2 separate regions of the Homo sapiens genome follow, and region 2 is linked to region 1. A link is a loop called in an ENCODE intact Hi-C map of the cell type or tissue named here. Cell type or tissue: B cell. All regions are shown on one strand. Links, peaks and the distances in the headings refer to the core of each region. The heading gives the core; the rest is flanking DNA.

The links. Hi-C counts contacts between places; a loop is a spot of excess contacts. Peaks named below come from ENCODE experiments on the same cell type or tissue, not always from the same donor. Only the 100,000 strongest peaks of a DNase experiment are listed, where the experiment ranks them.
Region 2: it touches region 1 in a loop (14-fold over the local background); 5 of 110 quality-filtered maps call a loop at or near these places.

The regions. Positions count from the first base shown.
Region 1 is chr18:48,862,500-48,878,412 of GRCh38, reverse strand. CTIF (cap binding complex dependent translation initiation factor) reads right to left here. Exons shown (of 12, transcript NM_014772.3): 12 at 15,196-15,913. Among named protein-coding and RNA genes, the nearest start is that of CTIF-AS1, 29 kb to the right of the region's middle. RefSeq lists a silencer at 452-682 and enhancers at 4,740-5,034, 9,615-9,724, 15,494-15,913. In B cell, for the core only: no CTCF peak of the experiment used is centred there; a DNase peak (open chromatin) is centred at 9,282; H3K27ac peaks cover 1,424 bases.
Region 2 is chr18:48,793,676-48,809,588 of GRCh38, reverse strand. The region is part of intron 9 of CTIF (cap binding complex dependent translation initiation factor); the gene reads right to left. It overlaps LOC105372106 (a long non-coding RNA gene), which reads left to right and starts at 11,686. Exons shown (of 4, transcript XR_007066463.1): 1 at 11,686-11,765; 2 at 11,836-12,024; 3 at 14,741-14,928; 4 at 15,239-15,434. RefSeq lists an enhancer at 7,857-8,296. In B cell, for the core only: no CTCF peak of the experiment used is centred there; DNase peaks (open chromatin) are centred at 8,043 and 8,226.

The sequences.
Region 1 (15,913 bases), core at 5,336-13,335:
GAGTTTAAGAGGGAGAAAATGTTTAAGAAAAGTCAAGAAAACCAAATTGTAATTTTATGTCCAGCTGTGACATGACTCACTTAGTGCACATCCTCCAACCCCCAGACCAGAAGCCTCCCCTGAGCCCACCATGGCTCCGGGGGGAGGTAGGGGTGACAGGAGTGGGAGGGATTGTGTTCCTGGAAGGTCCTTGGCCAGGGTAGTCCCTGAGAGACTCTAATGTCCTCTGGGGCTGAGTATTCCCTGCTGTGGCTGGGCTCAGGGAAAGCCACATTGCCGGGTGTCTGGACTTGGAGAAGGTCCTGACATGATGCTGCCATGGTTGCCCCATCAATGTAGCTGGGTCATGGGCAAAGGTGGCCTAAGACAGGATGATATTTAAAATATTTAGGTCTGGGCACAGTGGCTCAAACCCATAATGCCAGCGCTTTGGGAGGCTGAGGTGAGAGGATTGCTTGAGGCCAGGAGTCCAAGACAAGCCTGGGCAACATAGGGAGCCCTCGCCTCTCCAACAAACAAACAAACAAACAAAAAATTAGCACTCAGCACCAACTATGAGAACTGAGCTGGAACAGGACCCCAGAGGCCACCCCTGCCAAGCTGTGCCCGCCTTTAACCCTGTAGTTCCTAGATGTGGGCAGTTGTGGTGAGGTTGGTCCTGGGGGGTAAGAGGGGCAGGGATGGGACAGTGGCTATTCAGCAGTTGCTCCTGAAGAAGCAGCTGTGGGGACATATGTTGAGATTCTAGCTGAGTTCCTGCCATCAGGGGTATAATTTCGGCAGTTTCCAGATTTTGATAACATGTACACACACGGTTAGCAAGACACGGAGTGGGCTGCCTTGAGCCCATATGAGCTTTTGAAACCCTGAGGGGCTAATGATGAAGAGAGCAGGGGTGGGGGTTGGTGGCAGGGGACATGAGAGAGTAACACCAGCATTTAATATTGATGTAGCTCTCACTGTGTGCCTGATGCCTACTGAGTGACTTCCGCATATTACCTCACACGATAATTTAAACAGTGCTGTTGGCCTAGCACTTTGGGAGTCTGAGGTGGGTGGATCATTTGAGATCAGGAGGAGTTCGAGACCAGCCTGGTCAACATGGCGTCTCTACTAAAAATACAAAAATTAGCTGGGCGTGGTGGCAGACGCCTGTAGTCCCAGCTGCTCGGGAGGCTGAGGCAGGAGAATCACTTGAACCCAGCGGGTGGAGGTTGCAATGAGCAGAGATCGCGCCATTGCACTCCAGTCTAGGCAACAGAGCAAGACTCCATCTCAAAATAAATAAATAAATAAACAGTGCTGTTGAGATATATTTAAAGCCAAAGTGTACAATGTGCTATGTTTTGATACATGTATGTACCCACGAAATCATCACTACAAATAAGATAACGAACAAACCCATTGCCCCTCAACGTTTCCTCGGAACCCTTGGTAATTTCTCCATCCGGACCCTTCCTTTTGTCCTCAGGCAACCACTGACCTGCTTTCTGATGTTACAGAGTAGTTTTCGTTTTCTATAACTGTTTACAGAAGTAGCTCATTTAATATTTACAACGACCCTCTGAAGTGGCTACTACTTTTCTTGCCATCACCCCCATTTTACAGATGAGAAAATAGAGGCACAGGGAGGTTAAATGACTTGTCTGCAGTCACACCACATGGCCTGGGAGGGGTGGAGGCCAGGTGTGTGGCTTTGGAGCCTGGCCTACTGACCACAATACCGTACTGCCCCTCACTCGGGTGGAAGGACCCAAGCACAGGGGGGTGTCAGAGGCCAGAGGGAAGCAAGGAGGTCTCCTGTTTCAGAGGCCAGAGGGAAGCAAGGAGGTACCCTGTTTCAGAGGCCAGAGAGAAGCAAGGAGGTTCTCTGTTTCAGAGGCCAGAGGGAAGCAAGGAGGTTTTTGGGAGAGGGGTCAGAAAACGTCAGGATGTGAAGCTGGTGTGGGTAGCGTTAGGGGTCACGGCCAGGCTGGGCTTGGCTGCGGTGAGCTGTGGGCAGTAGGCAATGAACTGGCTCACAGCTCGAGTCAGGGTCTGGTGATCTTAGCAGGCCTGTGGAGCTTGTTCCCGCCACAGGAGGGGCCAGTGAGGGTGGCTGTCTCCCGCAAGCTTTTCCCTGTCTGTCCCTGGAGGCACCTTTGCTCCGCAGCGGCTTTCTGTCCTGTTATGGAGAAAAGCACTGATGGCCGGCTCTTCCCCTGCAGCCTGGCCTGGGGGCTGCAGCCAACCTGGGAAGGAGCTGCAGTCTGAGGATCCCTCTGGGTTCCCTCTGGCTGGGAACCCTGGGCAGACCTCGAGCCCTGGACCGAGACACCGTGGTCATGTGGTGCCTCCAGAGCAGCTGGCCAGGGCTGGGCACAGGGCACGATGTCTCCAAGGCTGCCAAAACATCTGCAGAAGACCCCAGATGCTTTCCAAATGCCCCTGCCACAGCGGAGCTTGGATGAGCAAAAGAGGAAGTGGAGCATCTGAACTCTTCTAGGGGCCACTCAAGGAAGGGGTTTCTGGAGAAGGCCGGTTTGGAGCAAGGCTTTGAGAGGGAGAACTTCAGGCACCATGACCAGCGATTTGGCCAGGATGACACTGGGCTCCCTCTCGCTAGCCTCTCTGTGATGATCACCAGTAGTAACTGATAAACCTGAAACAATGAATACTGACAAGAGGGCAGTAATCACTGTGATTTTACATTCGGCTAACTCGCTGCTGCAGAGATGGAGACTAGATGGTAAATAACGGGCAAAGACTGTAAATCACCCCGAAAACTGATCGATCCAGCAGCAGATTGACCCAACGTCCTCGCCCCGGTGCCTGGGTCTCGGGGGCCATCATAGGGGACAGCGCTGGGAGTCCCAGGGTTGCTCCGGTGCAGGAGTAGGGGTATCCCCACCCCGGGAGACTGGGCCTGAGTTCCAGTCCAGCTCTGCCAACTGCTTGCTGTGCTACTCTGGGCTGGTTGTTCGCCCACTCTGGGCTCGTCTTCCTTCAGCTGTGAAATGGTGGGCTCCGATATTCTACAATTCCAAGTCTCCTCTGCCCCACCCAGATACCTTAAGACTCCTGGACCCTTTTAGGAAGGGGCCAGTCCTGTCCAGACTCCTAGGAGGGCTCAGGCACCGGGAGGGAATAGAGTGGATGAGGGTCCTGCCAAGGCCCCTGCCTGGCCAGTGACAGGAAAGCAGTGGATCATGGCACAGGGAGCGATTTTACTGGAAAGATGAAAGGAAATTGCATCTTTAATAATTCACCGGCCGGTTTGAAGGGAGGCAGGTTGGCGGGGCTGTGGAGCCGCCAGGCGATCCCAGCCTCTGTTCCTGGAAATCCTCCGGCTCCAGAGCTTGCCCGAGAGACCCGGGGCCCTCCATCTCCTCCTGGCCCAGGGACAGCGGGAGCCGACAGAGTCTAGACCAGGGTGAGAGGTTAAAACACAGCCATCCTGGGAACCCACTAAATTGATATCCCCAGCAAAAAGGGAGCCAAAATAATCGATACAGCAGCGGCCCAGGAAAGTGGCCAAGCTCGAGCCCCAGCCCAGCCCGGTGGAGTCGCTGCAGAAAAGGAGGGCTTGGGCTCTAGCCAACTGCATGGGGCTTTGGCGAGCATACTGGCTTTGGGGGCTCTGCCTGGGGTCACCAAGAATGGAAAGGGACCTGGAGGCAGGCAGGGGTCACCAATGCTGAGTAGCCTGTCCAGCTAGTGGGGTGGGTGCAGGGGCCACACTGCCTGGTGTCCTCCATGGGTCCTCGTTTTGTCCTTCCTTCCTGGTCTCTCTCAGGTGGGAATGCTTTGGCTCATGCTGAAGCATCAGGACCTTCAGCTTGGGAGCCCTGAGTGCCAGATAGAGAAAGAAACAACTGAAGCCAGGAAGATGTGGCCCAGGACACAGATGGAAGGTGCCAAAGACAAAGCTAGCTGAAGAGTCAAAAGTTCTGGAGTCCACACATGTTGGTTTGACTCCCAGCCCAGTCCCTCGGGCAAATCACTCCTGGGCCTGCAGCCGGTCCCTGTGAATGGGACCTCAAGGGACACGAAGAGGTGCAAGACCTTGTGCTCCCAGGAGGAGCTTTGCATCTGTAGGCTATCGTCATTATTAGGCCTTTTCCTCAAAGGCTGTAGAATTGTGGTTGACTCCACTGAAATTTCAAAGCTCTCCTGGGTGGGTTAGCCTAGGTAGAAACGGGATTAGAGGGGAGTGAACTCCATAAAGGAGAACAGACTAGGGGATGGAGGGAATCTGGGGGCCAAAATGGGCTCACGCAGAACAGCTGTTAAAATCTGTCTCTCCTCCCTCCGTTCCTGCCTCCCTCTCCTGCTAATTAACAAAGACAACTCAAGAATTACAGAGAAGGCCAGGCGCGGTGGCTCACACCTATAATCCCAGCACTTTGGGAGGCCGAGGCAGGCGGATCACATGAGGTCAAGAGTTTGAGACCAGCCTGGCCAACATGGTGAAACCCCGTCTGTACTGAAAATACAAAAATTACCTGAGTGTGGTGGCACGTGCCTGTAATCCCAGCTACTTGGGAGGCTGAGGCAGGAGAATTGCTTGAACCTGGGAGGTGGAGGTTGCAGTGAGCTGAGACCTCGCCATTGTACTCTAGCCTGGGCAACAAGAGCGAAACTCCGTCTCAAAATAAATAAATAAATAAATAAATAAATAAATAAATAAATAAATCACAGAGAACCCACCTTAAAATCTAACATACCCATCCTTCTTTTACAGATGGGGGAACTGAGGCCCAAAGAACACTTTCATGAGCACCTAGCTGGTTGGGGTGGAAGCAGGACTAGAATTCTCTGCCGACTCTCAATCCAGTGCCCTTTCCCTGAGAGCAGGGGCCTCCAGTTCCCTTCTGCCCAGCTCTGATGCTGGGACGTGTGGTGTGGCCTCGAGGCCGCATGACTCACCCTGACTCACTGTCTGATCTTGGCCCATTCTGATCCTCTGAGGCTCAGCCTTCCTCCCTGGAAAACTAGAATAAGTCCCATCCCCAACCCCAGCCAACCTCAGGGGCCCCTCAGGAGGACCCCAGGGACTAGCACAACTTTAATTCTAGGTCAGCAAAACATTTCTTATCTGGCAGGTCCCATACTTTTGAAAGTCACCGGGGATGAGAAAGCAGGCAAAGATGGTTTCTGAGCAGATCAATGGGTGGCTTCGAACCCCCATTCATGCAGGAAAGCTCATGCTTTTTGGTATGAAAATGCCCCTCAGGCCCTCACTCAGGGCCTATTTCCTCTTACTCGGCAAATAGTTTGGGTAAGTTTGGTGGTCTAGTTTCTCAGGCCACAACAGGTATACTGATAGTAGTAAGAAGAATTTTATGATGACAGAGAAGGGAGAACAATTGTAAAATGCAGATCCAGTAATTAAAAAAGCAAGGCAGACGGGGTCTACCTTGACAATCCTGAGGCTAACCCCGTGTTGCAGTCTAGTCTACTCATTAGCCTTGTCAGAAGGACCTGAGTCACCAAGGAAGTCAACACACGCTGACTTCTGAGAAATTTGGGATGTGGAGGATCCCCCGGGGAAAGATTGCTACCAAAAAATGAAAATAAAAAGTTTTGCTATTTAAAGAGGTAGATTACAGCTACAGAAAATGAAGGTCTGTGTCACGCCTCATTCTGCACCATGCCAGGCGCCCGCGATGGAGACAGCTGGCCTTGGCTGAACATCAGAGCCCGCAGAACCCTCTTTAGTTTTCCTCCCCCATGGAGGTGCCTCCCACCTGGCCAATTAACTGGTTTTCCTGCTGTTCCTCACCGTTCCTCTCCCCTTTAATCCATTCTGCATGCTGCAGGAAGATGTCTCCCTTAATTCTTCCTGTCTTCTTCTGATAAAGAGACTCTGACTTTGACCGTTGTCTGCCTGACCCCAGGCAGCACTTGTTTGCACACTGGCAGCCCACCCTGAGGCCGACCTCGTGTGCTGGGTCAGCTCCCCACCAGGAGACTGGGTCCCTACGCCACTGCCTCGCTGGGTGGCCCCCTCTCCAGGTATTAACGACTCCATCACCAGAAGGTGCAGCTGTGTGTGGTCAGCAGAACACCTCATTGTGGGCTTTTCTTTACATGCCGCCCTCTCCGCCGCCTGCCAGGTTCCCCACTGGGAACACAGGAAGGGACTGTGGCATTCACCTGGACAGCGACTGGCCTTAAATCTTCAATTAGAGTGGCAACACTCGGCTTGAGGGTAGGGCAGGTGTGTCTTCCTTCTGTATCTCCCAGGGCAGGGCTCAGCTCTGTCTTGCACCCAGCAGGTGTTCAGGGTCAGCTGATGGGTGCTTAGTGGGGCGTTTGGTGGGTGACTCTTTGGCTCATTTGTTAGTGCTTCACTGAGGATGGTGAGGCCAGCAACCTAAGTCTCAGCTTCAAAAGTGCTTAGAAGTTCAGCCAAACCCCACACCAACACCTGTCCACTGACCCCAGTCCCAGTGGGTCCTAGCGGGAGAGCAGATAGGCTTTACTGCACGCCCACTGCCCAAGAGAATCAGCAGCAGACAGACCCAGCAAGGCGGGCGAGTCTCGTGGTTAAGAGGGAAGAGAGCCGTAATTTGTGGAGGACTCAAAGCTCATGCACTGTTTCTCCAAACAGTCTAGCAAGATGGGATTGTGCATTCCCATTTTCAGCAGATGAACCGAGGCTCAAAGAAGCCGAGTGAGCTGCCTGGCCTCACTAAACCTCTTCCTACCTCTCTCTGTGGACGTATCTGATTCATCGCTGTGTGGGGGACACCGAGTGTGTGCGTCAGGGTCAGCAGCAGGGCCTTGGCAGCAGAGGGGACCCTGTGAGAATCCTGCCGTCTTTCTAGTGCTGTGACCTGGGCCATGTTGGCCTCTCTCAACCCCAGGCCAAGTCCTCCCCTGTGTAAGATGGAGAAGGTCCCACCTCGGGCGTGGCGTGAGGAGATGAGGGCGCTTAGGTGGGTGCCTGGTTCGAGGCGTGCCCGTGGTGTTAGCTGTACCTCTGTGACCTTGGGCGAGTCCCTTCCCTGTAAGGGCCGCAGGGTCTTCATCTGTAAAACGAGAGGGTGGCTTTAAAGTGCCTTCCACATCCTGGTATCCTGGAGTATTTGGAGGGGCCACTGGGGAAAAGCGATGGAGGAACTTCTGGGGAGGGGCAGCAGGTGCAATTGATGGAAGGAGGTGGCCCCGGCATCCCCACTGCTTCTATAGAACCCAGGAGGGTGAGGGGTCTGTGGGGTCGTGTTCTGACCCATGCCCTGCACCGTGAAGGGGAGATTCCTCCAACACCATGGCTGAGGGGGCCGCAGTGTTGCTGGAACTCATCAAGGGCATAGGGTGTGGGGCTTTGCTCCCTTAGGAAGCGGCCTCCTCCACCGTTGGGCAGTTCCGGTTTCCAGAACATCATCCTTGTGTGGACCCGGCATCTCCCCCAGATCTCTTCTGAGCCTCCGACCAGGCGCCTCAAGCTGAGGGCATCCCTTGACCAGGAATATTTTCCTCGGCTCAGTCTGTCCAGACCGTTCCCTCCCTAACTAAGGGATAGTCCAGAGTTCTGGAAGGAAGGGCCTTCGTGAGGGGAGGCCAGCTGTGCCTGCCCACTGAGGACCTTCAGCCCGTTCTCTGCCATTGCAGACCCCGTGCCGGCCCCACTCCCAGGGGCAGGCGAAGGCTTGGCCACTGAGACACCTGTGTTTCTGGCTCTAGGACGTGGCACCCTCACAGCTAGGCCTCCCAGCTCTCCCTGCACAGAGGCCACCCAGCCTGGGAGGCTTGCAAAGTGCAGCACAAATTCACACACCCCACATCACACACACCCACACACAGCACACACACATACACCACACGCATACCACACTAATTCTCCATTCTCACACCATGTACACACAACGCAACCCTCTCCAACCACACATACCCCGCTCCCTGCGTGCGTGCGTATATACCACATCCCCCACCCCCACACAACACACAACACAACCCTCTCCAACCACACATACCCCGCTCCCTGCACGTGTGCGTATATACCACATCCCGCACCCCACACAACACACAACGCAACCCTCTCCAACCACACATACCCCGCTCCCTGCATGTGTGCGTATATACCACATCCCGCACCCCACACAACACACAACGCAACCCTCTCCAACCACACATACCCCGCTCCCTGCACGTGTGCGTATATACCACATCCCCCACCCCCACACAACACACAACGCAACCCTCTCCAACCACACATACCCCACTCCCTGCATGTGTGCGTATATACTACATCCCGCACCCCACACAACACACAACGCAACCCTCTCCAACCACACATACCTCGCTCCCTGCGTGTGTGCGTATATACCACATCCCGCACCCCACACAACACACAACGCAACCCTCTCCAACCACACATACCCCGCTCCCTGCGTGTGTGCGTATATACCACATCCCGCACCCCCACACAACACAGTCACACTCCACACCCAGAGAGTCTCACATGCAGCGCCCAGGTTGTGTCCTACACAAGGGTGCCCAGCTGTGGGTCTGAGGCAGCTCCCAGGGTTCTGGGGCAGGGCTGGGCACCTGGAGGAAGGGCACCTCCTAACTGGCACGAAGGTGCCCTCCGCACTGGCTAAGACTCTGGCACCCATGACCACAGAGCACTCCCCACCCACCTCCAGGCCTCTCTAGACAGTGAGACATCAGGCCCCTGAGGACCCCCAGCCCTCCCCACTGGAAGGCCCTGCCCGTGCCCCACCCTGTATTCCTCCCTGGCCCTGAGTGCCCTGCCTCGAGTATGTGGCTCCAGGCACAGCTGGCTCTTCCCTCCCCAAGCCCCTCAGTCCCTTAGTACCTGGACCATTCCCTTCATCCCCCACATGCTTATGGGGCACCTGCTGGGGCCAGGCCCTGGCTTAGTGCTGGGGAGACAGAGGGGACGAAGTCACGCTCATCCTCAGCAGGCATCTGCCATCTACACACCAATGGCCATGCCCAGGGAGCAGGACTGTGGCAGAACATCCCTGGCAGCTGTGGGAGCCCCGAGGGGTGATCTGTAACCCTGACTAGGGAGCAGTCAGGGAGAGCTTCCTGAAAGAGGTGGCAGTAGACAGAGGCACGTGCTTTCTAACTTCTGTGACTCACTGCATGCTGAGCTCTGCCCCTTCTCACCAGAAAGGGAGGCCATGGTGTGGATCAGAGACAGCCCATCTGCAGACCTGTGATCAGGAACAGTGAACCTCTGTGTTGCAGTTCCTGAGATTTGGGGCTTGTTAGTCACACAGTGACATGGCAGTAGCTAGGCAACACGGACCCTGAGCCCCCTTTCCAATCTGGCGACACACCTCATGAGTTACAGTCCCTCCCCACCTGCTCAGCCTCAGCACTTCTCCTTTTCCTCTAAGCTGCACCCGGCTGAGCCTTGCCCTGGCTGAACAGGACTGCACTGATGACGCGCCTGGGCCATGAGCCTCCCTCCCACCCATTTTGTTTGCCTTTGAGATGCCTTTGTGTCGTATGTTCTGCTGGGTCAGCAGGAGATTCAAGAGCCCTGACCTGAGCTCCCTGCACATTTCTGGGAACTGGAGGTGATGGAGTGGGCCGGGTGCCTTGTGTCTGATGTGTAGGTGGCATGATGTCAGGAATGGGGCAGAAAAAGGCTTCCAGGCTCCCGAGACACATTGAGTCCCATTGAGCATAGATGGCTATTAGGGACTTGTCTCTAGCACAGGGAGAAGGAGGCTGTGGCCCCTCTGAGAGGCCTTCTTTCAGTTCAGCTCCTAAGGATGGTCTTCCGGAAGCTCTCTGCATGATCTTTCACTTACCCAAGAAACATCAACATTTGCCCCCGAATGACACAGAATCACACTGGTGGTTAGGCTGACACAGCGTTTACACGGATTTGAAACTCTGTAGGTGTGACTGCTGGCTGCAGAAACTCCACTGAGTGCTGAAACATTCTAAGCCACAAAAAGTAAGATTTTAGAGTGTGCAGAATTGCAAGGGTCTGTGTATGCATACAAGTGTTGTTAAAATTGGCTTCTCACCTGCTTTAATCACACTTTTGTTATTTGGGGGAAATGCTATAGAATAAGTCTCTTTTCACCTTGCTAGCCTGTCTTGGTTCCCACTGGAAGTTTTCTTCTTTTGGCCTAGGTGGGTATTTGGGTTTCACCTGATTTGTTCTGGGAAGGGAGGGGAATGGTGGTCCTTCCTCTCTGGGGCTGGAAAGTGAAGCTTCGTCAAGCCCTGAATGGTCCCCATTGGAAGGCCTGGGCCAGGTGTTGGCTCTCTGTAGCACAGCAGATGCCACAGGCAGGGACCCTGCACCAGGACCTACCCAGAGTTGGGCTAGGCCTATGAGAGGTTGTCTGTTGTCTGGAAATTCCAGCTCCCAGGAGACTGACCATGCCAAGGTGGTTAAGGCATTGTCTCCTTTGCTTATTTCCTTATAGCACCCCCAGCACAAGGTGGGACCCAAGTAGGGGTTCACTTGAAAGACGTGGGCACAGGTGATGAGACTAGGAGACAGAGCATCACCCTTGAACCATCTCTGCTTCAGGTCAGCTGTGGGATCCTGGCCATATTATTATTATTATTATTATTATTATTATTATTATTATTATTATTATTATTATTTGAGATTAAGTCTCGCTCTGTCACCCAGGGTGGAGTGCAATGGCACGGTCTTGGCTCACTGCAATCTCTGCCTCCTGGGTTTAAGCGATTCTCCTGTCTCAGCCTCTCGAGTAGCTGGGATTACAGGCTGCGCCACCATGCCCGGCTAATTTTTTTGTATTTTTGTAGAGATGGGGTTTCACCATGTTGGCCAGGCTGGTCTTGAACTACTGACCTCAAGTGATCCACCCACCTTGGCCTCCCAAAGTGTTGGGATTACAGGCGTGAGCCACCATGCCTGGCCTCCTGGCCATATTATTTATTATTTTTTTTTAGAGACAGGTCTTGCTCTGTCACCCAGCCTGGAGTGCAGTGGTGCGACCACAGCTCACTGCAGCCTTGATTTCCTGGGCTCGAGTGATCCTCCTGCCTCAGCCCCCTGAGTAGCTGGGACTACAGGTGTGTGCCATCACGACCAGCTAGTTAAAAATATATATATTTTTTTGTAGAGATGGGGTCTTGTCATGTTGCTCAGGCTGGTCTCAAACTCCTGGGCTCAAGTGATCCTCCTGCCTCAGCTTCACGACGTGCTGGGATTACAGGCTTGAGCCACTGTGCCTGGCCTGGCCATATTGTAAGACTTAATCTGTCACCTGGGACTGATTCCACCCATGGAATGGATGCCCCCATGGGTTGCAGGAGACTCAGGACTCTGCCTGGGAGCCAGGGGATGCCCAGTGAATGGGGAGGCTGAAGATGGAGACCAGTTAGAATTATGGGACACTGAGCAGGAAGCACAGACCTGCACTCCACAGGCCTGGATCAGGGGACTCAGGCACAAAGGTGGCCTGGGTCCTCAGCCTGGTCCCCATACCCACCCACCAGTCCCATCTTAGGACTAAGAAGGCAGCAATTCGAGGCCTGGTCTTTGTGCCTACAGGTCCCATGACATGGGATTGTTACTCTGCTTCTGTGAGCCTGTCTCCCTTCTTTACAATGGTGTCAAAAACATGTCACCTGGCAGCGCTGTCGTAAGGATCGAACATAGTCATATATTTAAAGACTATAAAGCCCCATTCAAACCTATGGGATGGCTCTGTAAGCCTCAGTTTCCCCAGATTTGAAATGGATATAAGCATTGTATTTACTTCTTTCACGGGGCTCTGGTGAGACCGTAACCAGATAATGTGTGCTAAAGGGCTGCAGAGGGGAGAAAGTGCTGTGTGATGAATCGGGCTCTCAGGGGCCAGCCTCCTTAGCGCGGCAAACACAGCTGCTCTGGCTGGCGCTTGGAGCTGTCTGGCTGGCAGCCAGTCCAGGGCAGAGGCAGCTACTGCATCTGCTTCCAGCACGGGCCAACTGCTTCCTTGGAAGACTGCTTTTGAACCACTCCCCCTCCCCAGCCCTGAGTCACCCAGAGATCAGGTGGGCAGCAGAGAAAGGTGGGACTCCCAGCTCAGATGACACTCAGGTAGGGCCAATACACCTGTTAGGCATATACAAAGGGTGCTGCTATGGATGGCATGTTTTTGTGTCCCCTAAATGCATATGTTGAAATCCTAATCCCCAATATGATGGTATTAGGAGGTGCCTTTGGGAGGTGAGGAGGTCAGAGGGATGGAGCCCTTATCAATGGGGTTAGTGCCCTTATAAGGGAGACCCCAGCAAAGTCTCTTACTCTCTTTCTGCCATGAAGATCCAATAAATTAGCCACTGGGAAGTAGGCCCTCACCAGACCATGACTATGCTGGCACCCTGATTTGGGACATCCAACTTCTAGTATTTTAAGAAATAAATGTCTGTTGTTCATAAGCCACCAAGTCTATGGTACTTTGTTACAGATGCCTGAATGGACTAAGACAGGAGCCCACAAAATGTTTTTTAGGGGCCCACAAAGTGTTTTAATTTTTTTAAAATCAGGGGTAAAAAAATGAACTTCTAGGTGGGAGAAAATGTTTTAATAAAAATAATATATTTGTCTCTATTACCAATGTAGTCATAATATTTCCATTTTTTTTTTAAATGGAAGAAGGGGCCTATGAAGGCAAAAGTACCTAAGGCCCATAGGAGTGAGAATGCAGCCCGAGTCCATGGTATGGATTCTGTTCCACATTCAAGCAACTTGCCAGAGCCCCTGCCCCATGTTGCAGATGTGCCAGCCAGTGTTGTTTCAGCCAAGATGGCAGACCCTGAGATTGCAAAAGAGCACAGCAGCATGGCCTGCTGTCCCCAGACAATAATTCTGCACTACTTATGACAGCTCTCCATGGCCATCATCGTACTGTGTTCCAGGAGTGATGGATGGCGGCTCTCAACCATCTTTTCTCTTGCACCCATCCAAGGCATAGCACACATGTACCAGTAAGAAGAGGGGCTCCCCAAGGCCCAAATTCTGAAAATATTGGTGTGTATGTGTGTGCTGTTTTAGTATGTAGTTTGAAAATGTTCCCAGGCAATTCGGGTATTGACCCTGATGCTTGATATGTCCCCCTATCAGGGTCCCCCTCACTGGCCTGGGGGAAACTGGGATCCAGCAACACACACTGCACATATGATAATGGGTCCTTTTATAGAACGGCACCAAATTCTGCACCATCGCTCCTTCTGCCCACTCCACTGAAATCTCCTGATCTGAGGTATTTCATCATGGTCCTAGTTTCCACCAATGAAGCGGGAAGCCCACGTGGCCTGCCCGCAGCCTGCCGAGTCCCGGGGGCAGCTGGCTGCTCCTTTTGTCTGGCTGGTGTGACTGGCTGGCTCCCTGGGGCGCTGCAGGGATGAGGAGTCTGAAGGACCCACTCACTTTCTGGGCTCACCCTCGCCTTGGCTCTTCTGGTGATCAGCCTTTGGCGCATCTATAAAATGGGAATCGAAAACACTCACCTGCCTACTTCACGGGACCAGCTGAGACCGTGTAAGGAAGCCGCTGCGGAACTGCAGGAATGAGGGAGATCAGTAAGGCAGGACCACTTCTTTCCCATTTCAACTGCTCAACCCTTTATTTTTCTGCTATCATCATCTTTGCCTTGGTCCTTAAAAGGCCCTTATAAGTTACGCTGTGAGCATCCCAGTACAAATGTAAACAAACACTCTAAAATGACAAGAGAATGCCTACAAGCAGAAAGATGGTGGTGAAATCAGGATTGAAACATGTATTATTTCGATGCTGTGTCTCGTAGTATTCAGTAACTTAGGGCCTTCTGGAAGCAGGACTAGCCCATCCAGGAAAATCTCCTTTCTCTTTTGCAGGGTGTGATAAGGCTCTCTGTTCCTCATCGTCGCCCTACCTTTGATCTTGACCTCCAATGTCTGCTTCTACTGCTTTGCATTTTTATAAAAATAAATTTGGGCCTGGCACGGTGGCTCACGCCTGTAATCCCAACACCCTGGGAGGCCGAGGTGGGTGGATCACTTGAGGTCAGGAGTTTGAGACTAGCCTGGCCAACATGGCGAAAACTTGTCTCTACTAAAAATACAAAAATTAGGACTGGAAGCGGTGGTTCATGCCTGTAATCCCAGCACTTTCGGAGGCCAAGGCAGGCAGATTGCCTGAGCTCAGGAGTTCAAGACCGGCCTGGGCAACATGGTGAAACCCCACCTCTACTAAAATACAAAAAAAATTAGCCAGGCGTGGTGGTGTGTGCCTGTAATCCCAGCTACTTGGGAGGCTGAGGCAGGAAAATTGCTTGAACCTGGGAAGCAGAGGTTGCAATGAGCTGAGATCGTGCCATTGCACTCCAGGCTGAGTGACAGAGCGAGAGTCCATCATCATCTCAAAAAAAAAAAAAAAAAAAAAAAAAAAAAAATTGGCCCGCCACATACCTCAGTTGTTTAATTAAAATGTTCTCTCTCTCTACCCAGTCTGTGGACTTCTGGCTGTCCCTGTCAGTGTCATGGTGGGTGTGTGACTCAGTGAAGGGCAAGGCCCGAATCTCAACATGCCTTCACCCGGCTCCTGGGAGGCCCTGGCCGCCATTGTAGCCAGGCCAGGGAAGGAGGAAGGGAGTTGGTGCTCTGGTGCGACCCCTGCAAGGAGCTGAAGGACCAGCAAGTTCTAGCCAGAAAGAATCCCCAAGGAAAGGGGAGCGTTACCAGGAAACAGTGTCCCCAGTGCCTTGCCATAGACAAGATTGTGCAAAACAAGAGACATGTCATCACAGGAAAAGAAATCACTGGGCCCTTTGGGGACTCGTTGATGAAAGACTCATTTGACCAACTGGGACTGGACAGCCACTCGCTGTTGACTTTTGAAAGCCACTGGGCCCAAATCTCAGCCCTCTTGAAATGACTCATTGCCAAATGCCACAGTGACATTTCCAGGGAAGGGGTAGGTTTGGGGGGGGTTGGTTAAACCAAACCTTTAGTGCAAAAGCCATTTTGTCCAGGACTGGCTTGATCCTGGACAGGTCCAGGTCACTTTGGATAGGTCATAGTTAGTTCCCAGTTTTGGGGGATGTAAGTAAGTCTCCTTCACCCATGGTCTCCTGGACCAACTTCTTGCAAGAATCTTCCCCTCAGCTCATCTCCTGGGCCAGCTCCTGGAGGCCCTGCTAGTATAGCTGAGGCACATGAGCTTGGGGAAAAGGTTTCTTTTGCTGAACACACAAAGAGCACAGACTCTGGGCATTTTGTTTTTGGTGGTGGTGTTTATTTTTTTAAACCCACTTGTAGTTTGGGTTCAGCTGGAAAGCAGGACATACCGACGGAGGGAGGGTGGTCGCACTAGCGGGGTTCCGCGGCAGCTTTGGCGGGAAGCCCCAGGCCCTTGCTCTGGGGAGGTAGGTCCTGTCGTCCACTCCCAGCCGGCTCAGGGAGGCGGCCAGCCCTTCCGTGTGAGTGTTCCGCGCAGAGGAAAGTTGTCTTTCTTTCTTCTGATCTGTGTCCTCAAAGGCCCAGCCAATGGTTTCCCAACACAGTGCCCTGCAGCTGAGGGACACGACTCCCCAGGCAGGCCTGAGAGTCTGTCTGTCTGACAAGGAACACGGGCCGGTGTCTGATGCCAGAAAACAGACTGGGACTTGGCTTCTTGGAGGCCCGCGTCTGGGGCACCCCATGGGGCTGCTCTGGTGGCGGCCTGGCTGTCTGGGCCCCCGCCCCTACAGCTGCCCCGGCCTGATCTGTGGTACCCTTCCCACACCCCCCACCCTCATCCCTCGGAGAAAATAATAGAATAAAATAAAAATCAATCAGAATAAATACCGACTCGGCCAACATTTACATTTACATGGATGGACAGGACGATCCCCAAACAGTGAAGGTTTACAGACTGGTCAAGGAAGGACGAACAGAGAGAATGGGGTCTGAGGGTGCACATCCCGTGGAGGGTGGCGGGGCTCCTGGCCTC
Region 2 (15,913 bases), core at 3,285-11,284, 67 kb after region 1:
AGAGACGCTTTCCAACCAGTTCCCTATAAACAAAATCTCATGATAGTAAGTTACAAATAAGGAAGTCTACAAGTTAATCTTGCTAATGTGAATAGATATAAAATCCCAAGTGAAATACTAACAAACAGATCCATTATAACCAAGTAGATTTTTATCAGGAAGGCATGGATGACTTAGTATCAGGAAATCTATAAATGTAATGTATTACTTCAATAGGCTTGATTAAAAAACGGCAGCAACACCTATGACCCTTAGAATGGAAGAGATAAAATGATTTGATTAAATATATGGAAAATCTGAGAGAAGCCTTTAATAAAGAGTATCATTAACAAGAGAGTTCAGTGACTAATTAATAAGAATATTTAGATACAAAATTAATACACAAAATCAACAGCTTTCTTTTATGACAGAATTAACTAGTGAGATTTTAATGTACAAAGCTCATTTAATAAAGCAATAAAATACTTAAGTGACATTATTAAGAAATATGCAAGAATTCTATAAAGAAAATTGCCTAACAAAACTGAAAGATTTAAGAGAACGTCTTCAACTAGCGAAGAAACACACACAATTCCTTATTGAGAAGACAGCATTGTGAAGATGGTAATTCTCTTTGAAATAATTCACAGGTTTAATATCAATCTGTACTCCATATCCCAATGTGAACTTTTTTGGGAGAAAAGGAAATGAAGACTTGAAAAAATAATCCTAAAAGTAATTTGAAAGAATAGCAAGGGAAATAACTAAAAACAAAACAACATTGGAAAGAGTTACACTACTCTTAACTTATCCTTAATAAAGCTTTATTCATTAAGAGGCTGTAGAGCTGACATCCGAATGGAGAGCTAGATCAGATAGCCTAGAAACAAATTTGGCATCCACAAAGGTTTATCACATGATCCCTTGAGGACCACAAATCAGTGGCAAAGGAAGCATTATTCACTCAAGCAACAGTGCAGGGACAGCTGTCTAAGTATCAGGAGGAAAATAATTTAGAATCTTACTTCACACTGGGCTCTAAAATAAATTCCAGATGGAATAAAGAGTCAAATGTTAAAAAAAAAAAAAAAAAGGACCAAAAATTTGAAGAGAATGAAAGAGTATTTCTCACATTTCTGGAAGGAGGGGGGCTTTCTTCACTAAGACAATGGAAGAATGCATCAAAATATTAAAAGACAATTGATATGCTCAGGAAAATACACGCAATAAATGTGACAAAGGGCAATGGTCTTAATATATAAATAGTGTGTTCAAATTTGTAATAAAAGTATGAAATCCCTCATGAACAAATGGGGAAAGGGCATTAAGAGGTAAATCCTGTGTCAAAATGTAAATTACTAATACATATATGAAAACAACTTAATTCAATATCAGTAGTAATTGAATGAATGAAAACGTCTTTTTCCCATCTATATATATAAGGACAACTTAAAATGGTAATTGTCAATGCTGGTAAGGATGCAGTGAGACAGGCACTTATATATGGGCATTGGTATGACTTTTCTGAAAATCCTTAAAATAAGTCTTAAGAGTTCTTATTGTTTGCTCTGGTAGTTGCACTTCTGGTAATTATCATAAGGAAACAATTTAAAATATTAGAAAAAATAAGCTTAATGCACATAAAAATCTAAAAACCTAAGCACCCAACAACAGGGGAACAATTAAGTAAATGATGATTCATGCATCCATTAAAAATTATGTTTATGTGGCCAGGTGCAGTAGCTCACGTCTGTAATCCCATCACTTTGGGAGGCTGAGATGGGCAGATCATCTGAGGCCAGGAGCTCATGACCAACCTGGCCAACATGGTGAAACCCCATCTCTACTAAAAATACAAAAAAATTAGCTGGGCATAGCAGCACATACCTATAATCCCAGCTACTCAGGAGGCTGAGGTAGGAGAATCACTTGCACCTGGAGGTGGAAGTTGCAGTGAGCCGAGATTGCGCCACTGCACTCCAGCCTGGGCAACAGAGCGAGACTCTGTCTCAAAAAAAAAAAAAAAAAACACAACAACAAAAAGTTTATGAAACGTTTACAATAGCATGGGGAAAATGTTTATATAATGTTAAATGAAAAAAGCAAAACTGAAATTGCATTTACCATATAATCTCATCCATGAATAGAGTTTTTTTTAAAAAGAAAGAGGAGAAATAGTGTTTCACAGGAGTTGTCTCTCAATAGCGGAATTATGGATGACCTTTATTCTCTACATTACTTTCTGAATTTCTGATTCTCTGTGAATGTTTCTCTTTATAATCAGAAAAACAGCTATTTTAAAAGAAACTGGCAGGTTGTGACCCTTTTCCTTGATTTTTTGCATTAGGACAGTGGAATTCTTCTGGTAATCTGCCAGTCAGCAGTGATTCTCACGAGAAGGGTGGGGAACTGGGGTGTGAACATGCCCCGCCCAGAGGCCACCAAAACCCAGCCTGTGTGTCTCCTCTTGACACATGTTATAGGTTGCCAGCTTTTCCTCTGGAACAAGGAGTCCTTTCTGCCAACCGAAACAAGCCATTCCTCTAGCTCTGCCCCTAACCTCAGCCTCTTGTATCCAAAAGCAGCAAGGGGCCTCAGATTGGTGGCAGCCATTTCAAAGCCTGGTATTTGGCTCTAGGTTCTCATCTGATTGGCAGGCTACCTCCCAGCAACCCCTAGTGCCTTTCCCCAAACTTTAAGGCTACCATTTAAGCCCCGTTTCCTGCCTAAAACTATTTATTGACGTACTGCTATTTCCTGCACCGGCCACATCAATAAGCCCTGAAAGCCATTCAGTGTCTCAGGTTTCTCAAGGCATTCTGGGAAATTCTTCCCACTCGGGATAACCACATGAGCTCTGGCATGGTGGAGCGCAGTGGCCAAGCCAAAAACAGCTGTATACAGGCAAAGGGGAAAAAACACCCCCACACCACCCAGCAGCGCAAACCACCACAGGGAGATGCTGCTGGAGGGTGGGGTTGGGGGTAGTCGAGGCACAAGGACTATGATGCATATATTTTTTACACTTCCTGAGGGAGATGGGCAGCCCCTACCAATCGCTGCAAACTCACCTTCATTTCGGGCTCCCTCTTGGAAAATGAATGGCCTAGGGAAATTTGCCCATCCAAACGCTATGCCCCCAGTGACCCTGGTTTGTTTCTGTCCAGAGAGGTGGCTGCTGTTGCCATCTCTCCAGTGGGGAGGAGAAAGTGCACTTTTATTTACTGCTAGCAGGAAGTTTCTTTTCCTTGAGAAGCTGGATACATGTGGGAGGGACAGACCATGGGGAGCTGTGGGAGCCCAGCAGCCAGGAGTCAATCCCAGGCATTCTTCTCCCGGGCAATTGGTTGCATGGCTTAAAAAACATATTTGACAGAATTCTTTATACTGAAAAGAGGAAACTAATTTTCAAATAAAAGGTGCTTTATTTTTTATTTGGCCCCAACTTTCCTTCTTTCACCTTCCTGCTCCCACATTCCCTCTTTAGGGAGGCTTCCCTGGCTGTCCCCTCCACCACAGCCCCCGGGACTCCTCATTCCGACTCTGCTATGCTTCCTTCCCAGCCCTGATCACCTCCACTAGGTCTGATGTCTGTTGATGACCTGACTTTTTGCTAGAAGGGCTTCCTGAAGGCAGGAATCCTGTTTTCTGAGCCATCTTCATGTCCCCTGGAATGGGACTTGGCTCGTTGTAGGTGTTCAATGAACGTGTGTGGACCGGATGCATAAATATCCCACGGTACGTGGTCAGACAGCTCTTCTCTAAGAGGACAACCTGTCCAAAGGGTAGGGGGCTGTTAATCTAAGACATAAGAGTACAGAGTCAGCATGTATGCCTGTCTCATCTTTTCTTTCATTTGTGGCTGACAGTTCACTCCTGATATTTTCTTCCCACCTTCTCTGGGCCAGTCCCAGTCCCTGCTCCAAGGCCACCGTCTCATGACATTTGTTTCACTTTTGTGGGTAACATTTTTGCCATACAGTGATGTTTCTTGGCTTATTGGATTTTTTTTCCCCCTTCCCAGGGTTGCTTCAAGTAAGGCCACGACATTCCGCAGAGCCGCCCTTTGGTGGTGTGGTGGGGTCACAGTTGACGTCAATGTAGCTCCACCCCAACCCCGAGTCTCCCCTGTGTCAGACTCTCCCCTCAGGGCTTTGCTGAGGCTAGTTGCAATCCCCCCGGCAGGCTTTCCTCCTTGGTCCCCCCCACCAGTGAAGCCCCCTCACTCCTCCGTTCCTATCACACAGCCCAGGGCCTGCGGCCTGGCCCCCATGGCTAGACCTGGCCTTGGGTAGTTCCTGGAAGGCTCTTTTCTCACCCCAGTCATCATCATTTGGGAGGAGCCCAGGACAGGAGCCTCCAGCTCAGAGAGACAGTGCAGTCCTTCCTTGGCACCTGTTCCTATCAACAGTGAAGCAGAGGGCTGGGAATTCCCAAGCGTAGGGCTGGCCTGCAGCATGGAACCCACAGACACTGTGACACATCAGGTTACCCCCAGCCTGAGAGACGACCCTGAATGTTCCCTTCTGTCCTTCCCTGGGACTTCTGGGCTCCATGAAACCTCAGAATCCTTACAGAAAAGGATTTAGCAATGTTAAGCCACCTCAAGTTGGTTCCTGTGACTTGGGACAAAAAGAACTCATCAGTACAACAGGCTTCTCCTAGGTGACAAAATAATGGATTCCCAGGCCCTGGGGATGAGGATGAGACTGGGGCCTGGATGCTGGGGACTGGACGGTGAGGGGCAGAGTCAGAGAAGTGGGCACTGAGGCTGGGTGGGCAGTGCTTCTAGCAGAGCTGGAGTCAGGATAGGAGGAGAAGCAGGGAAGGGGTGATCTGGTTATTGCCCGGGTCCTGGGTGGCAGCCCATGGACCCTGCCTCTCACACACCCACCTAGGGCAGCATCGTGGAAGGTCTTGGCATCAGTCTGATTGGGTCAGGCAAACCTCCTTGGCTTAAATGAGTAACATGTGCAACGTATCTGGTGCAAAGTAGGTGCTGAATAAGCGGCAGAGAGACCTGGTAGCTGTATCCTGAGTTACTCCATCCACCAAAGCCTGCCTCGGACCTGGCCGCCCCCGACCCCTGGCAGTCTGCACATGCAGCCCAGCCAAGGGGCATGTCTGCTGGGCTGTACTCACAGCTGGCCATCATGCCACGTCCTGGCCACAGCTGCCAGTCTTGGCTCAGTCCTGCTGAGCCCTGAGGCCTGGCCCTGAGGACTCAGCCACACCTAGACTCTGGAGCAGTCAGAATCTGACCTGCATGTCACTCTGCACTCTGGCAACAGTCTGTGGTGGCTGCACATCTTGTCTGGAGGGAGACGGGGACCATGTGGGCACTGGGCTGCAGCCTCCGCCCTGGGACAAGTTTGCTTGAGTTCTGATGCCAGCTGGGCCCTGAACTACTCCTTGGGTTTGGGTGTGTCCCTTTTTAGGTGGACTTGAACCTTTCCCCAAGTATCCCTGATCTCCCTGGCCAACGACCCCTGACCATTCCACTGCTTCACTCTGCTCTGCCCCTAGACACTGAGGATTCTTGGATGCCAGTGACAGAAACCATCTCAGACTAGCTGAAGAGGCACACAGGCCTGGGCTGTCTTACATGGAAGGTGGGCCCTAGGACACAGCCTGTCCCCAGGGCTCAAACAGCAACCCCAGGGCTGGTCCTCCCTTCTCTCCCCTCTCTCCCTTGTCTGGGCTTTGACTTGCATGCTGACTGATTTTTCTGCTGCCACAGACAGGTTCTCCCTTTGCCATGGCTAAGATGGCGGTCAGCAGCACCTGGTCTCTCTCATAATGGTTCTTGAGCCAAAAGGAAGACAGAGCCCCCCCTCCCCAAATGTCAAACCCTCAAATCTCAGGGAAGGATTCTGACTGGCCCTGCTCATCACATGACTATCTCTCAGCCCAATCACTGTGGCTGTGGTGATGGGGTTCCCTGATTGGACAGAACCAGGTCATGTGGTCATTCTGCAGCTGGGGCAGGTGGGCTCAGTGACAGATCCCTGGACCACACGCAGAAATAACAGCTGCCCCCTGCAATCACAGGCCTTACCTAGGACCATCGGGTGGCTGTCACAGGTGCCTGACACTCTCCTGAGCATCATGTCAAATTCCCGATGTACTGGGTGATTGCTGCCCTTTCTGTCCCATCCAAAAGAATGAAGAGAGAGTGATATGATGAGGATTATCTTGAATCTGCTCTAATCAATGGACATGAAAATCAAGCCCCAAATGCCGATCCTTTAACTATTATTAATAAAAAATTACCAGACACATTCTCTGTGACTGATGGTTCATGACACTGTGGCTGGAAATGCTTTCTCCCCAGCAGTTGGCTCTAGACAAAGGGCACACACTGTGGCTGGGAACAGCCATCAGCCACTTCCAGCTAAATCTGGATCACTCTGGAGACATTTCCAAGTTTCCCAGGCTGTGAGCACCCAGCATATTTCTATTGGCAAAATCAGGTCAGGTAGGCTCAGCTCTGCTGATCCGTAGGAGGGGACAGGGAGGCGGGGGGATGGCGCTGGGTTGCAGCAGAGAGAAGCTGAGAAGTCAGGCTGATCCAGCAGGAATTCTGTCTCACACTTAGGCAGGCGCGAAGCCTTATTCTCAGGCAAGGGAGCCAGCACCTGCTGTGGCTGTGGCCTTGAAAAGCCCTCAGAAGAGGCTGGAAGTTTTCCTTTCAGCCTGAGCAGAGAGAGAAGGCTGGATTGTCTGACAGATGAAGAATACCAGTGGGACAAGCAGGAATTCCTCAAAGCAAGGTGTCACTGGACTCAGCCTCAGGGAGGACGTTAGTACCACTTGTCAGGTCAAGGGGCGTGAGGGGGCTGAAGTTCCCAGGCTCAAGGGCAGCCCTCAGTGATTACACACTTAGTAGCTGGTGCCCGTGCTGGCGCCCTGATCTTCTCTGCCGCCTGCCTGATGTTCATGTCACTGTCTCGCCATACCTCTACACAGCACTCTGCCTTTCTAGGCACTTCCTGCAGCTTTCCTGGCTCTGCCCCACACAGCAGCTCACTGGAGGATGAGGCTCCTTGATCTGCCTACCTTCTGAGGTTGACAGAGCTGGAACCCAGGTCTCTGATCCTGGGCCTGGTGCTCTTTGGACCCCCCAAGGCATCAAGTTTGAAAAGGTCATCATGCAGACATGACAGCCACCCACCCCTGCCTTACACTTCCCTCCAGGTCCTCAGAGGAGAGGGCTGAGTTGTTGTCTCTGCAGAATTCGGATATTCCCTGCCTGGCTGCCATCCTGCCCAGGAGAGAGGCCGAGGGCTTGGAGACAGGTGTTTGCCAGGCCTAGGCCCGGGCACAGGTGGTAGGTCTTATCCATGACATGAAGCTCTCTGTGGAAACAGAGTGGGGCTGTGCTCACTGAGGCCTCAGCCTGAGGAGCAGGCCAACCGCAAAATAAAAGGACAGCAAGACTGGCCAACTGCTGTGACTCTGTGTCCCCATCTATAAAATGGAAAGTCACCATGTGACTGTCAGGCCAGTCACCGTGCCTCTGCATCCTTATCTATAAAATGAAAGAGACCTTTGACCTGCACCCAGGTGACAGAGTGACGCAAACAGGTGTAATAACCCTTCCTAATCAGCAAAGGGTGACTGTGCCCATATTCTGCTATGTGAGAAACTGAAGCATAAGTTGGATGAATGTTGTATCCAAGGTTTCCTGTGGGAGGAACTGGGAGCTGGGGCCAGAATTCAGCTTATCCAGCTTTTTGGAGATTCCTAGAGTCTTCTCCACGGTTTCTGCCTGGACCAGGTTCTACTAAGAAGGTTGGGTCCCCAACCCTAGGCAGAAATGGCATCTGGGATCCCTCTGCTCTGGAAGCAGTTGGAAGCTGAAGAAATGACTTTTGAAACCCTACTTTCAATGAGTGGCCCAATTACTTCTGAAATTGTCCGGAAGACTGGCTTTAAAAATAGATGAATACACAGGCGTTACTAAGCTATTTATAGAATTTGAGAAAACCCCTTGAAATGCTCACAAAAAGATTTGACCTATAATGGGGATTCCAGAATGACTCGGCCTGAAGCTCACATCCACCCACAACTTTGAACTTTGCCACAGATGGTCTTTAAAAGTCATGTTAACATTTATGTGGCATTATCCCTCAAGGAAGCTGCAATGGGAGTGCACACATCCTTTATCTAAGCCGTATCCCAAAATGTCTACTGGACAACAGTTGAGGAACAGCCGGAGGCGGAGGGAGCCAGGATAGAGAAGGACACAAAGTCTAGGGAGCTTGGGGGAGACCAACGTTTGCGTCTGTGAAATGGTGATCCTGGCCTGTGCCTGCCTCTGGAGACCATATGGGGTTATAGACCAGGAAGTGACTGTTGTGCCTGCCATTTCTGCAGACGTGGATGGCAGCTGTTTGCACCGGGCTCTGTCTGAATGGGCCCCTCTCTCACAGTGTGCCATTCTGTGTGGTTCTGCCCCACTGGACTCAGTGAGGTCTGTTCTGAGCAGTGCCGGGGGTGGGGGTGGCCCTGAAGGAAGTGCTCAGACCTTCTCCATTCGTTCTGAGATCCGGTCTGAAGACTAGATGGGCCCCTTGTGTTGTTCCCAAGGAGGCTTGGGCCACCTGTGGGGATGGGTGAAGGGCAGTTGAGTGGGCAGACTCAAAGCTCCTGGATCCCAGGCAGAGGCCCTTTGCCAGGTCTGTTTCATGTGGTTGAGGACACGCCTGAGATTGAGTTTGGAAAAACAACTCTTCTGCTAAAAATACATGAAAATCACTAGTGTGTCAAGATATGCACAATGGGTTTGAATGCCAGACAGGCCTGGGTGAGGCACTCTGGTCCGACTCCCACTCAGCCCTTGGACCTGGGCAAGCCCCAGGTCTTCTACCGTCTCACGTTCCCCACCCAGAAAAGGGAAACACGGCTAAACACCGTGATGATGAAAATGCCTGGCCAGGGGAGCACCTCCGCAGATGCCTGCTCCTCCTGCTTCTTTGGTCTTACCAAGGACATGGGTGTGTGGGGGGTTATCCATGCCAGGTGTTATGGGGTAGCCTGGCTGACCTCCCACACCTTGGCCAGTGTATGGTGGGTGTTGGAGTCAGCAAGAGGGAAGGTATCTCTGCAGACAGGAGGGAGAACAGTAGGTGGCTACTGACATCAGGGGACTGAGGGTGGGGAATGTGATGGGCTGGCTGGAGATGGGGGCAGATGTTCCGGCTGGCCCTAGTTTTGCCTGCATGTTTTATTTCCTTGGCTAGACTGTAAGCCTCTTGGGTATCTTATTCCTCTTTTCCTCTCTTGAGTATCTGGCAGAGAGTACAAAACAGTACAAAACTGCCAGGTATAAAACAGCAGTGTGGGGACTCACGTTGACTTGATGTGTGAATGGAGGCCATCAAGATATTTCTGATGATGGGGATGCTGACTGTGAAATACTGGTAGAGTGGGGAAGAAAAATCCATCCTGTCACCATGCATACCAAGGTGCCCCACCTTCACCCCACGGTGCTTCTCTAACCAGAGCTGGGGACCCTCTTCCTCCGGCTGCTGAAAAGCTGGTGCACATGCACCTCCTTCAAGTCTCGGTCTACTTGTTTTCTCCTCCCAGAGGCCCTCTGCCTTCTCTAAGTAGGCCCTCCACTCTTGTGACATCCCTCACTGTGTTGTGTTGGCTCTTCTGTGTGGCCCCATCATAACTGGAAATGACACACCTGTAAGCTTATGCGTTCAGTGATTGCCTCTCCCACTCGGATTGCAAGTTCTGCAAGGGCAGAGAAACTCTGTCTGCTTTATTCGGCAATGTACCTGCTGCGTCTAGGCCCCTGGAGGCCCTCAGTGTGTATCTGTTAACTGAATAAATGGATGGGGGGCTCCAAGGCAGTGGCAACCCCAGGGAGGAAATAATCTGGGTGCACAGAGAGAGGTGGGCTTCTGGCCCCTATATTAATGGGGAAGTCCCTGGCTAGATCTGAGCTTGGCCAGAGAAGGCATGAAAATGAAATTACTCTGGCTTTGGGCTATTATAGAAGTTCCCCAGGAGAAAGGGTGGCATCTAGGATGGGAAGTTCATTCTGTCCTTATTCAGGTGTCCACTCACGATGTTAACAAATACGTCCCATGCCAGTGTCCCCAGATAAAAATACAAGAAAGGACTGATTCCTCACCAACATGGGATCCAGTAGGACCCAAGAGGGAAGAGGAGCACAGAGATCCAAATGCTCTAGTGAAAGACCAGAAATCCATCATCTGGGGCTGCTTTTTGACCTTGGGCAAGTTATTTACCCCACTGGGCCTCAGTTTGGTCATCCACAAAATAGGGCTGATTCTACTTGTCCCATCAAGCCCATAAGTTGTTGTGAAGATTGAATGAGGCAAGAGATATACAACCTCCTTGTGAACTGAGAGTATTCTACAAAACTGCATGGTTTGTCTTTATGGCCAGAGACCACACCTTGCTTATCATCCCCTTAAAATCTGGCTTGATCCTGGCCTTGCAGAGCTCAGTAAGACTTTCTGAACTGCTCCGCGTGACCCGAGGCTGCTGGCTGGCACCATTCACCTTCTCCACTCATAGCCCTGCTGACCCAGCCACCTCCTGTCAAGTCACGCGCTGGTGGCAGCGAGAGGAGGCTCCATCTGCCTCAAGATTAGAGCAGCCTTGCCTCATTCTTGGCACTACTGACATTTTCGGTCGGCTCATTGGTTCTTGGGGGGTGCTGTCCTGTGCACCGTAGGCATCTGCCCACTCAATGCCACTAGAAGCCCCTATCCTCACCCCCAGTTGTGAAAGCTCCAGATAAAATATCTCCAGACGTTGCCAAGTGTCTGCTGGAGGCAAAATCACTCCTGGTTGAGAACCACTGCTGAGAGTGACAATGGTGCCCAATGCTCCCACCCATGGGACAACTTCTCAGGACACAGCAAGATCCAGAGGCACTTGAGAAATACTGGGGAGCGCATTAAGAGAGGGGGCTATAATGTAAGGCCTGCAGGTGGGGGTGCACCCCGAAACTGCCTTTAGAAAGCTGCAGGCTGCACAGGACACACACCGGTATGCCACACAGTTACTTCATGGGACTCGGAACTCAGTACTGTGCTAACTTAACACACACTCAGTAGCAAGTGCAGACAACCTGTCCCTGCACTGAACCCACAGACTGCAAGCACTTTCCCACTTGTAGAGAACAGATAGGGAAGCATGGTTTTCAAAAAAGCACGAGCCCTTATGTGTGATGAACCCCAAACCGAAGAGGGTTAAATAAAGCCCGGGCTCTGGAACTGACAGCTCTGGGCTTCAGTTGTGATGGCAGCAGCATAAGCAAATTCTCTCCCAGGAGTCTAACTGTATCTTTAAATGTGAGCGGCTTAGCATGCTTAACACTACTTATTTGAGGGTTCCTTGGACAACAGATAATTCAACTGCGTTTACCAGATGACGTTAACAAATACCTCCCACGCCAGTGTCCCCAGATAAAAATAACACCAGCTCCCTCACAGGTCTGCAGAAGGAAAGGACAGGAGGCTGGAACTATCAATCCTGTCTGGCACCTCCTCACCCGTCTGCTTGCCCCTGGTGGCGCTGGCTCTGCCGCGGGCAGAGGAAGTGCTACCCAGGTGATAAGAGACACTCTGACTGTGGTCAGAGGAGCAGAGAGGCCTGGCAGGGTCTCTCTCCACCTGCTACTGGCTTTGCCCACCACCGAGGGCTCTGCTTCCTGGGCAAACATCCAAGGAGAGTGCAGAGTACCAGCAGAGCTTGGGCAAGTCACTCGGCCTTGCTGAGCTGCATCTGGAGAATAGGTTAGTAAGATGCTCCCTGTTACCTCACACAGGTACTATGAGATCTAACTGCCTGATTCCTGTTTTACAGGAGAGAAACCCAGGGAGGACTAAAAGTGCAGGCCTCATTGGATGAATCTGAGGAACACGTGGAAGGGCACTTTCTGCCTCAGAGCATCCCCCCACCCCAGAATACCACAGTGCCTGAGGTCAGCCCATTAACACCGCACCATCAGGATAAGGCTCTGTCTCCCCAGCAAATCCCCAGTCAACTCACAAGGTAAAATATCAGCTACAATTCATGCCAGCACAGTTCAAGGGATCAGAACTCAGAAACTTGCCCCCCCACCCCTTTTCTTTTTTGGATGGAGTCTTGCTCTATCACCCAGGCTGGAATGCAGTGGTGCGATCTTGGCTCACTGCAACCTCCGCCCACTGGGTTCAAGTGATTCTCGTGCCTCAGCCTCCCAAGGAGCTGGCATTACAGGCACGCACCACCACCCCCAGCTAATTTTTGTATTTTTAGTAGAGACAGGGTTTCACCATGTTGGCCAGGCTGGTCTTGAACTCCTGGCCTCAAGTGATCTGCCCACCTCGGCCTCCCAAAGTGTTAGGATCACAGGTGTGAGCCATCGTGCCCAGCCAGAAAGTTGCCCTTTTATGAGAAAAACAGGACTGAGACAAGTTGGATTTGAAGGGAGAAAAATTAGGGATAGTTTAGATATTCCCTATAGGGTAGTGCTCTGGGAAATCATCTACCGGGTGGCTGATCACAGGAGGCCTTGGAGTCCACAGGGGACTCTGACAAGTACATTGGAGACCTGGGCAGAGGGAGGCCAGTGCTGCAGATGGCTGACATGGCCTTTTTGCTCTGGGGTGGGCACCTGTGATTCCAGCTGTCAGAAAAAAGACCTGAGCTCTATAAAGGATGGTCTTAAGGAAACTGTAGATCTCCAGCCCAGACTCACTAAGCAGTGTGGATAGGGGAAACAATTCTCGTCACACAAGTCCCTCAGATCAGCTACCCACGCGATTTCAGTAGGAGTGCACTTACAAATATTCCAGAAGCTGTGAGCATGTAAAAGAGGCAAGAGCATTCTAAGTCCTTCTCCCCTGGGCAGCTGTGGGCTGGCTTTGCCTGTTCTAAGTCCTTCTGCCCTTGGGTGGCTGTGGGGTTGAGTGTGGGGGCAGGTGTGATGGGATGGCAGAGGTTCGGATGGCCACTTCCTTGTCATCATGTCCATGTTGATAAGCTACTTTCTGTTCTCACCATCTCCAGCTTGCTCCCTTTGTCGGCACACAGGCCCTCACTGATCCATAAACATGCAGAATGATGGACATGTTAGCCAACTTCAAAACTGGGCATTCAGGCCAGGTGTGGTGGCTCACACCTGTAATCCCAGCACTTTGGGAGGCCAAGGCGGGCAGATTGCGAGGTCAGGATATGGAGACCATCCTGGCTAACATGGTGAAACCCCGTTTCTACTAAAAATACAAAAAAAAATTAGCTGGACATGGTGACGGTCGCCTGTAGTCCCAGCTACTCGGGAGGCTGAGGCAGGAGAATGGCATGAACCCGGGAGGTGGAGCTTGCGGTGAGCCGAGATCACACCACTGCACTCCAGCCTGGGCGACAGAGTGAGACTCCATCTCAAATAAAATAAAATAAAATAATTAAAAAATTAGCCGGGCATGGTGGCACATGCCTGTAGTCCCAGCTACTTGGGAGGCTGAGGCAGGAGAATCACTTTAACCCGGGAAGTGGAGGTTGCAGTGAGCCGAGATCATGCCATTGCACTCCAGTCTGGGTGGCAGACAAGACTCCATCTCAAAAAACAAACCAACCAACCAACACCTGGGCATTTGGGGATTGCTTCTCTTCCCTGTCCTGACCTATAGTTCCAGTGACTTCCAGCACAGGAAAGATGGTACCTGGCTGAGAGCTGTGGGTGCCAGGTGGCTCGGCTTTCCCAGGGTGTGGATGGCAAAGACTTGTGTTGGGGGAAAAAAAGCCGTTTTCTATAAACATTAAATTCTTACACTAAACCCTCCCTCAAGAGAGATGGCCTCCCCTAATAGTCTGAAATTCTTCCCAACACAGAATTCTTAGTAATCAGGCTGATGACAACAGAGAAAGTATACCCAAGTGTTGAACTTGATTCTGGGGAACCAGAGGAAGGAGGACTAGTTCTATTTTCCAGGTTAAAGAGCTCCTGGGAAAATAGGACTACCCATCTGAAAGAGCCTGGGGATGCAGGTGCCTCTTTGCAAGCCATTTGAAGAAACCCGAATAAGATAAAACTAAGAAGTGACTTTTTTCCCCAATGGGCATCTTCATTAAATGGAAGAGCTCACTGCAGGCTTCCTTTTATCTGGGACTCCCTTAAAATACTCCTGGTTAGATGAGAAGGTGAAGTACAGGCTTGCATCTGTGGTAGCCCATGAGATGGCCCATTTTTCAAAAACTGCATTATCAGAATCCCAAGAAATTGTGACCTTGGAGAAATCAGGTTGGGGGAGAGGCTAAGGCCCACCTGCAGGGTGTAGGGCACTCTGAAGGGGTCTAGGGAGCGAGAGGAGAATGGCAGTTATGGGGGCTCTTGAAATGACAGCCTCCATGCTCTGATGAGCCTCTCTCTGGCAACTAAGTCCATGGTTTGACACAGTATCCTTCAAGTAAAAGGTAAGCTTGCCAGCCAAGGATCAAAAAAAGCCAGGAGTAATGCCACCTGCTTCCAAAATATAGCTTCTTCCTAAGGTGAAGGTGACATCTATTTAACAGGAAGCTACGGCAAAACTAACCACTTAGGATTGCCATGTTCTGCATGAATCCTCACACAGGACTCTCGCCAGCTAATGTGGAGTCTATAGTCATCCATCTATCCATCTACTCACCCACCCTGACCCATCTATCCATGCAACCCCCTACCGATCACCCATGCATCCACACACACATCCCTCCCTCCACAGATGCTTGTGGGCCTCCTCTCTGCCAGGTGCTGACTCGAATGCAATACACACAAAGGGCCTGGGGGAAGGAAGATCCGAGGCTGCCTTCTGAAATCTGCTGAACAATCAGGAAAACCTCCAGAGTTCCCACATGTTCCAGTCTGACAAGCATCTCCAGAGGGCATCTCCAGAGGGCATCTGCTTCGATCCCACCTGCCTTCAATCATCCTGGGTGGTTTGTAAAGCTGTCCTATTTTTAAAGCTATTCTGGGAAGAATGTTCCCAAACTTCCCTCTGATTCCAAGTTTCCCTTCAACCCCCCACCTCAGGCAGTTGGCTACTGAAATGTCAATCCCCACTACTCAGCCAGAGCCACCCCATCTGTGGGAGAACCAGCCGTAGCCCAGCAACCCCTCCCCCGGCCCCAAGACCCTTCGCCCACCCTGGGGAGGCCAGGTTTGCTGTTTGGGAGTTTAGCTGAGGCCCTTAGCTCTCGAGTTGCAGATGGCCCTTAGATCTGGCTTTCCCCGACCCTGTCTTTCCAGCACTGCTGTGCCGAACCCTCACTGATTCTGTGCCTAATGTGACTTAACACTGTTCAAAGGCTCACCCATGCCTTCAGCTTGGAACTGAGCTGGGAGGAATACATCTGTCAAAGGAGCAGCAAAAGATGTGAGTGGTATTGACTGCATATCTCTAGGAGGAATGGGCAGAGAGCAGGAACCAAGCTGGGGGCTAGAATGGGGAAAGTGAGGTAGAATGGCCCTGGGGCATTGCTTTGGGGGGCTGAGAGCCACCCTTTGGGCTACTAGTCAGAAAACCCAAAGGATCCCAAGGTGGTACAGATTACCTCGCCTCCCCTGGGGAGATGGGGATGGGGATGAAATCTGTAGAGCAGAAGCGAAGGTAACAGGTGCTTAATTTTTAGTATCCCACTGCCAGCACTGTGCGGGCATGGGTGGCTGGGAGACTCAGGATCTCATCTGCAAGGCTGGGCTATGTGATACAGTCCTGTGGTCTGTGTATTGGCTGCCTGGAAATCAGGCTTTTCCCCCAAAACCTTCCCACTTTCCTGGGGAAATGGCACTCAAGTCGGATAAAACTGGGGTGGGCTGCCATTTTGAACTCATCTATTTTCCTGCTTGGGCATTGGTATGGCAGCCTCAAAGAAGTATTTGGGAGCAATTTTAGGGAAAAGTCAATAAATGAAGATAAACTTG